Regions from separate parts of the Homo sapiens genome. Here region 2 is linked to region 1. A link is a contact called in ENCODE Hi-C or POLR2A ChIA-PET data. All regions are on one chromosome and are shown on one strand. The core of a region is the stretch at or near the end of the contact, and the rest is flanking DNA. Distances in the headings are between cores, read along the strand shown.

The links. Hi-C counts contacts between places; a loop is a spot of excess contacts on that map. ChIA-PET counts read pairs that join two places held with the same protein, here RNA polymerase II (POLR2A). Pooled maps may share reads with other maps.
Region 2: a map of B cell shows a loop between it and region 1 (12-fold over the local background). The contact joins the enhancer-like site here to the promoter of CBR1-AS1 in region 1. A Hi-C loop is called at or near these places in 2 of 168 maps with a recorded cell type or tissue (A673 and B cell), 2 of 37 single-sample maps with no recorded cell type and 6 of 50 pooled maps. POLR2A ChIA-PET finds 5 or more read pairs at or near these places in 1 of 52 experiments (endothelial cell of umbilical vein).

Annotation. Positions count from the first base shown.
Region 1 is chr21:36,124,898-36,128,898 of GRCh38, forward strand. It overlaps CBR1-AS1 (CBR1 antisense RNA 1), which reads right to left and starts at 1,743. Exons shown (of 4, transcript NR_040084.1): 1 at 1,590-1,743.
Region 2 is chr21:36,926,542-36,930,542 of GRCh38, forward strand. HLCS (holocarboxylase synthetase) reads right to left here. Exons shown (of 11, transcript NM_001352514.2): 5 at 3,710-3,892. Among named protein-coding and RNA genes, the nearest start is that of HLCS-AS1, 38 kb to the right of the region's middle. RefSeq lists a silencer at 1,212-1,404. Within about 2 kb of position 1,295, at least 3 of the 41 ENCODE cell types and tissues checked have a DNase peak (open chromatin) inside an H3K27ac peak, as active enhancers do.

The DNA of each region.
Region 1 (4,001 bases), core at 493-2,992:
AGACCAGTTGAAAGGGATCAATAGAAACATTAAAGAAAGATTCTATAGTGGGTTAGTTCTGCAGTGTCCCCTCAAAATTCATGTCCACCTGCCATCTCAGAATGTGCCCTTTTGGTAATAGGGTCTTTACAGATGTAATTAGTTAAGATGAGATTATGCTGGAAGACTAATGTCCTTATAAGAAGAGGAGAAGGGTCAGGCATGGTGGCTTATGCCTGTAATCCCAGCACTTTGGGAGGCTGAGGCGGGTGGATCACTTGAGGTCAGGAGTTCGAGACCAGCCTGGCCAACATGGTGAAACCGTGTCTCTACTAAAAATACACAAATTAGCTAGGTGTAGTGGCAGGCGCCTGTAATCCTGGCTACTCGGGAGGCTGAGGCTTGAGAATCGCTTGAACACAGGAGACGGAGGTTGCAGTGAGCCAAGATCATGCCACTGCACTCCAGCCTAGGCGACAGAGTGAGACTGTCTCAGGAAAAAAAATTAAAAAAAAAAGGAACAGGAGAGGAGAAGACATACACAGATGCTCAGCAGAGACAGCAGCCATATGAAGACAGAGGCAGACATTGGTGTGATGCTGCCCCAAGACAAGGAATGCCAAAGATTGCTAGCAACCACCAGCAAGTGGAAGAGGCAGGGAAGGATTCTTTCCCAGCGCTTGGAGAGAGAGCATGGTCCTGACAACATTTTGATCTCGGACTTCTGGCTTCCAGAACTATGAGAGAATGAAGCTCTGCACCTGTATTTGGTGTTTAGTTATGGTGACCGCAGGAAACTGATACATATGCCATGTAGTGCAGCCACTCAACCACAAGGGGCACTGTCTGGCAGCAAGTTCTACAAACACAAACTGTCCAAAATAATCACTGAAGTTCACAGAGAAAGCCATACAAATAGCATTCAAATATTTTTAACGATGATCAACAGGCTACAATTTATCATTTTTAAAAACATAAAACCATTATCATCTTGCTGAATAATTCATGACCTTTGTAACAAACTGGCTGAGAACCACTTTTAAAGAACATCCTGGTCCGGCTATCATTACACACACGGGAGGGTATCTGTAGGATAAATTCCCCCAACAATTCCCTTTCCAGGAAGAGACGCATATTTTTAATTTCAATAGACAACAGCCAAATTGCCCTCCAAAGAGGAGGTACATTACACTCGCCAGAAATATACATGAATGGCTGGTTTTCCCCAGGCTTGGCAATACTTTGCCAAGCTAAGAGGTAAGAATGGGCTTTAAAATAAACCCTGATCCAGCTCCCAAGGAGAGGACTGGGGCCTTCGGACCCACATTTCCCAGCACAGGTGCTTCACCAGCCTGCCATGGCCCCTTCTCTGTCCAGTTTAGCAAGGGTGTGGCAGATTTCCTTTCAGGCACAGAGCCCAGCCTTCCAGACATCACACTTAAACTGGTTCCTACCACATTTGCAAGGAGAATCTCTTCTTCCAAGTCAGCAGTGTTTACAATAAGCAGTATGCTTTTCCCTGAGTCACTCTGAATATAGAGACCAGAAACCAATTCCAGGGTAGCAAAGGGACAGCCACCATGGTGACCTCAAGCATACAAATCACACACCTGCTTGTCCTGCCTGGTCAAGCCCTGTTGGGACCATGCATAATCCTGACCCCAGCACTCAGGCACAGAACACTTAGGAGAGGAAGGCGAGGTTTCAGCTACATGAGGTGGCATTGTAGGAATTGTCTTCTCCCTGACACCCCCCATGGCACTCAACAGCCTCACTGTCCTGACCCTAAGCCACTTTGTGACCCACCCCTGGGAAGGGCAGGCAGTGAAGAACTAGGCATAGAGAAGAGGAGGTGGGGAGTTACCAAGCTGTTTGCTGACCTCTTCATTTGACTCAGAACCTGACCTTAATCTTGCTTCCAGAAAAACAATGGGCCCCATTCCTGCCCAAGCTTGCCTTCTGCAACCCAGACTTTCTTAGAACGCGATGGGAGTCAAGAGCGCTTTCTTTAAGGCGAAGCTGTAGACAGGTTCCCCTCACCTCCCACCTCTGCCCACATTATCTGCCTCTAGCAAATAATGGTAGTCATGACTGTGCCTGTTACCCAGGAGAACACCAATCAATGGCTGTAAAGACATGAATGTATGGTTTTAGATGGTGTCTGCCTGCCTTTGCTGAAAAAATGTAAGAACAGCAAACATTTATGTATTACCGTTTGTCAGTACTGCTCTAAGCACTTTTATAATATTAAACATTCATGCTGTACTCCTTACAGCAATCGTAAGAGCTAGGCACTAAAACTATTCCCATTGTACAGATGAGCAAACTGAGACACTGAGAGATTGGGAACCTTGCCCACGATCACACAGTGAGTAAGTAGGAGCTACAATAAGGAGCCATGAAGGCAGGGAGCTCCACTCCTGCCCTTCCCAGGCCTCTGTTCACTCCTGAGCATGACTGGTACCTAACAGGTGCTCAGACAGTCGCTGGATGCAGATGAGGGAACGGCTGTGGACATTCAGTCCTTCAGACCACAAAAGGACTTTGGAAGGAGAAGAACCCTGGAAGAATGCCATGTTACTGGCAAAGGTTTGGGTTCTTACCCAGTGATTTGGTAAACACAAAGGGACAATGGCATTAAGTGATAGCAAAGCCAATCTAAACAGAATCACAGCAGTAAACCACCAGAACCCACAACTTTTTTTTTTTTTTTTTTTTTGAGACAGAGTTTTGCTCTTGTTGCCCACGCTGGAATGCAATGGCGCCATCTCGGCTCGCCACAACCTCCACCTCCCGGGCTCACCCAATCCTCCCAGCTGGAACTACCGCACACACCACCACACCCAGCTAATTTTTGTATTTTTGGTAGAGACAGGGTTTCACTATGTTGCCCAGGCTGGACTCAAGCTACCCACCTACCTCAGCCTCCCAAAGTGCTAGAATTACAGGCATGAGCCACCATGCCTGGCCACCAGTATTTTGCCAGGCTGGAGTGCAGTGGCACAATCTCGGCTCACTGCAACCTCCGCCTCCCGAGTTCAAGCAATTCTTCTGCCTCAGCCTCCCTGAGTAGCTGGGACTACAGGCACGCACCACCACACCCAGCTGATTTTTGTATTTGTAGTAGAGATGAGGTTTCAGCATGTTGGCCAGATTGTTCTCAATCTCTTGACCTTGTGATCCACCCTCCTCAGCCTGTTGGGATTACAGGCACGAGCCACTGAGCCCGGCCCAGTCTTTTTCTTAAAAAATCTGCTCACAATTCCAATTATTTGCGCAATGCTGTACTAAGTACAAGAGAAAGGTGTTTCCTCTCAGCCAGGACAGAAGGTAGGAATCTTCCTGTAACTGCAGTCCTTTCTATGGCCACTAAAACAAATTACCACAAACTGAGGGGCGTGAGATAACACATGTTTATGATCTTATCATTCTGGAGGTTAGAAGTCCTAAAGTCAAGGTATCAGAGCCGTGCTCCTTCCAGAATCCCTGAGGGAGGAACCCCTCTGCTGTCCTGTCAACTTCTGGAGGCTGTCTGTGTTCCTTGGCACATGCCCTTCCTCCATCTCCAAATCTCTCCTGACCTCTGCTTCTACCACATCTTCGTCTTGGACCCTTCTGCCTCCCTCTCATAAAGACCCTTGGGTCTACACTGGACCCACCTTGGTAACCCAGGCTAATCTCCCCACATCAAGATCCGTAATCACTTCTGCAAAGTCCCTCTTGTGAAGGAAAGCAAATTCACAGGCTCTGCAGATTCTAATGCAGACCTCTTGGGGGAGGGGCATTATTCTGTCGACGGCAATAACCGGAGCCATTTCTTTCTTTCTTTCTTTCTTTTTCTTTTTTTTTTTTTTGAGACAAAGTCTCACTCTATTGCCAGGCTCCAGTGCTGTGGTGTGATCTTGGCTCACTGCAACCTCCACCCCCTGGGTTCAAGCAATTCTCCTGCCTCAGCCTCCTGAGTAGCTGAGACTACAGATGGACGCCACCACACCTGGTTTTTTTTTGTTTTGTTTTGTTTT
Region 2 (4,001 bases), core at 45-2,544, 800 kb after region 1:
ATTATAAAATAACTCATAACAAATAACCAATTTGGCTCATTATAAAATAACTAATAACTAATTTGGCTTATTATATATATAATCATTATAGAAAATTTGGAAAATACAGAGAAAGTTTTAAAAGATTATTAAAATCACCCTTAAGCACTCCACCACAAATAAGTCCCATATATACCAGATTTCCTTCCAGTCTTGTTTCCTTTTTTTTTTTTTTTTTTTGAGACAGGGTCTCACTCTGTTGCCCAGGCTGGAGTGCAGTGGCACAATCATAGCTCACTACAGCCTCAACCTCCCTGGCTCAGGCAATCCTCCTGCCTCAGCCTCCCGAGTAGCTAGGACTACAGGTATGCGCCACCATGCCTGGCTAATTTTTGTATCTTCTGTAAAGAATACGAAATTCTGCCAGGTTGCCCAGGCTGGTCTCGAATTCCTGGGCTTGAGCGATCCACCTGCCTCAGCCTCCCAAGGCATTGGGATTACAGGCTTGAGCCACTGCACCTGGCCCAGTCTTCTTTCTACGGAGATAGGTGTGTGGTAAACGTGTGTTTGTGTGTTTGTTTTATGGTTTAACTTTTTGTCATTTTGCTGAGACCCAAATTTCAATCCTGCTCCTGGGAGGTTCAATTAAACGTGAAAGCCTTGGTCGGAGGAAGCCCAGCTCAGCCGCCCACAGCCTGCATCTCAGCCAAGCCCTGCTTCCTCTTGGTATCGTGCACAGTGACACTGATGGAGCCACACATGACTGGGTTTTATAGTGGGAATCACACGCTACCATGGTGTCTGGGTGTCGATGAAGGTCTCCGAGCACATCCTTCCCAAATGCCAAGGGCTGACCGTCGCTGAGGCGAGTGTTTTTTCTCTTTGGGTCTTGCTACTATTCTTTCCAGTTATATCACAGTAACGGAGAAGCACATAAATCTTCTGCGCTATTCGTCATAAAGAGCAAGTGTCAAGGCACCAAACTGTGTAAACACAGCTGGTACGCAGTAAAACTATTTAGATAACTAGCATATTTATTTTGTTCTTTCATATCCCATACTATAATAGTACCTAGGACACAGTAAACGTTGAATGAAAGATGAATATTATTAACTGGGACATTGAAATAATTTCTGCAGACCCAAAAGAAAGTGCCACCAATATAATGGAAAACTATAAAATTATACTATGTGAAACTGATATAGACAGAAAAAAATTAAATCTCTGAAGAACAACTTTATAGTTCTAGGGTCCTGTATGCGAGGCAGCCTAGCTCAGCAGCGACACCCTGTGGTGAGAGATCTTTGACTCCCAGCAACAGAGTGTCTTGCAGGGCACAGGAAGCAGAAAGCCAGCCCAGGCATCCAATCCCTAAGGCAGGCGATGAGCCAAATGGACAGGCAGGATTTAGCAGATGACTGGGTGCCAAGATCCTCTCCATGGAACTTAATTCCGTGAGGATGACTGAGATCTGTTAAGTAGGGATGCCAGAAAGAAAACCAAATACAAAGCACAAACCCAATTCCATTCCCAGTCTCTGTGGTCCAGATCTATAAATACTGACCCATAGCACAGTGACTAGATGCAGGAGGAATTCAGCTGCCTCCGGAAAGACCACCTCAGGCAGTGCATATCCACCTTCAAATTCATTTGCACTATAATCCTTTAGAGAACTTGTATTCCAAGAAAACATCATATAAAACCTTGACTTCTGCCATTTCCTTCTACAGCAGATTCAAGGACACCTAAGCAGAGTTAATAAACATTAAGAGGCCGGGAGCGCCATGCCTGTAATCCCAACACTTTGGAAAGCCAAGGCAGGCAGATTGCTTGAACTCGGGAGTTCAAGACCAGCCTGGGCAACATGGCGAAACCCTGTCTCTACAAAAAGTATTAAAAATTAGCCAGGCATGGTGATGCACACCTGTAGTCCCAGCTACTCGGGGGGCTGAGGTGGGAGGATCGCTTGAGCTTGGGAGGTGGAGGCTGCAGTGAGCCATGATTGCACCACTACACTCCAGCCTGGGCAACAGAGCAAGACCCTGCCTCAAAAACTAAAAATAAACATTAAGAAATGAGGATATGTACAACATACACGTACTCATTCCATTCCTTGGGCTCCCAAAGTAAAGCAGAATTCAGTCAGAAATAAGCAGCTGAGAGGAAAGTAGTCCACAGCACAGATATCCAAGAAAATCAACAAGGCCAAGTGGAGGGCCCGCAATGGGAAGTGAACATTTCTGAAAATAATTATTTTCCAAAGTTATTATGTAATAAGGGGCTTAGTAGGGAGTGTCCATGTATGTGTATACAGAGCAAATATTTGCTTTAATCATGTTCAAGCATTTCATTCCCAAAGTTTGTGAAAGGGGAAATCAATACTCCCTCAATTGATCAATGAACAGGTGAAAAAGTATCACCTCCCACTGCCCCAGGCTGTTTAAAAAACTGGAAGGACAAAAATGTGAAGCATCTGTTGTGTGCTTGAATATAAGCAGACACATGATACAAAGCCCTGACATGGGTATTTCAGGTTATACTCATCCTAAATACACCAGAAATGCCAAGAGTTCCAAACTTCCACTCACAAGAGAATAACCTGGGGCAGGGCCACTCTTCCTATCCACTACTCTGTCCAAGAGTCCGGAGGTCAAGTCCGAAGACCAGCATGATCAGAACTCCGAGAAAGGGCAGGGAGCTCTGCCAAGGGCAAGGCCAGGCCACCTCACTCCCGGACTTCCCCAGCTGGGAGCCTCAGAGCAGGCACTGGCTAAGGTAGCCAGCCCCAGCCCTCCATCCCCAGGAAAAGGCGACAGAGAAGGTCTAGGGGACTGGCAGTGCTCTCAGATTTTCTATCTGTCTTCTCCAAGTGAGCCCATCACACCCAGATAGCTCATAGCTCTGCTCTCCTCCAAAAACTAAGGGACACAGTGTAACACAAAAGAAAGTGCCTCCTTTTTAAAAAATGTTGGGATGAGAGGTATAATTTGTTTGTTTCAAGAGAAAGTAGGTAAGTTTAGTGTTTAAAGTCACCTAGACTATTGGGTGTTTGCAGAAACTACATGGTTATGTCATTCAACTCACAAATTTGTCTGTTCAGAGAAGACAACAGAAATAGACAAAATAATTTGTCACAATGACTATGAAACTGATAGTATGGCCAAGCAGGGGGATTAGCAAGAACCTACACCTGGAGAATCTGGCGACCTGCCCAAAACCAGGTATCAATCACAGGCAGCAAGTGCAGGCATGGGCCAAGAGAATTCCCGAACACATTCCCAGCTCCGTGGGCATTTTCCTGTCAGACACGACTCACAGACGTGAAACCCAGAGCGCTGTTGCCACAAGATGGCAGACATTAGCACAAATGTGATTGTTCCAAAGATTTGCTGAAAGTGGCTCAAGTCAAAACAAATGTTTTCAATCCCAAATGAATAAAGTTACAGTCTGAATATACTCTTGACACAGGGACCCTCTTCCCCCTAACGTGGAAAGGGCCACACCTGCAGACTTAACACCTTTCTAAACTCTACTAGTTGGCCCTCTCTTATATATAATCCTCCCCCAACAAAATGAATATTTGCACATCTTGAAGATGATTTCCAAACCCGAAGTCAAAACAGAAATGGAAAATCAAAACCAACCAAAATAAAACAATTAAAGCAACGGGTCGCCACTGTGAAGAGGGCCACGTCACAGCGCGCTCTGCCCAGCTGAGCCCACAACTCACCTCCGCAGCTGACAGCAAGTAAAGAGGAGTTAAGGCAGGAACTTGTTTCATGTCACAGCTGAGGCCAAGGGTTGTCAGAATCTCTCTAAGGACTTCGTATCTTCTAAAATTGCTTGACTTGAGCAAGTTAAAATCTTCTGGAGTTTGCACTATGTTGGAGCTGGGAGGTAGTTCTAAGTGCACCTGAAGGGGAAAGATAGCACTATGTAAACTGAGGGCACTCACAGGCAATGAGAAAAACAGTTTCTTTTTTCTTTTTCTTTTTTTTTTTAAATTTAGAGACAGGATCTCA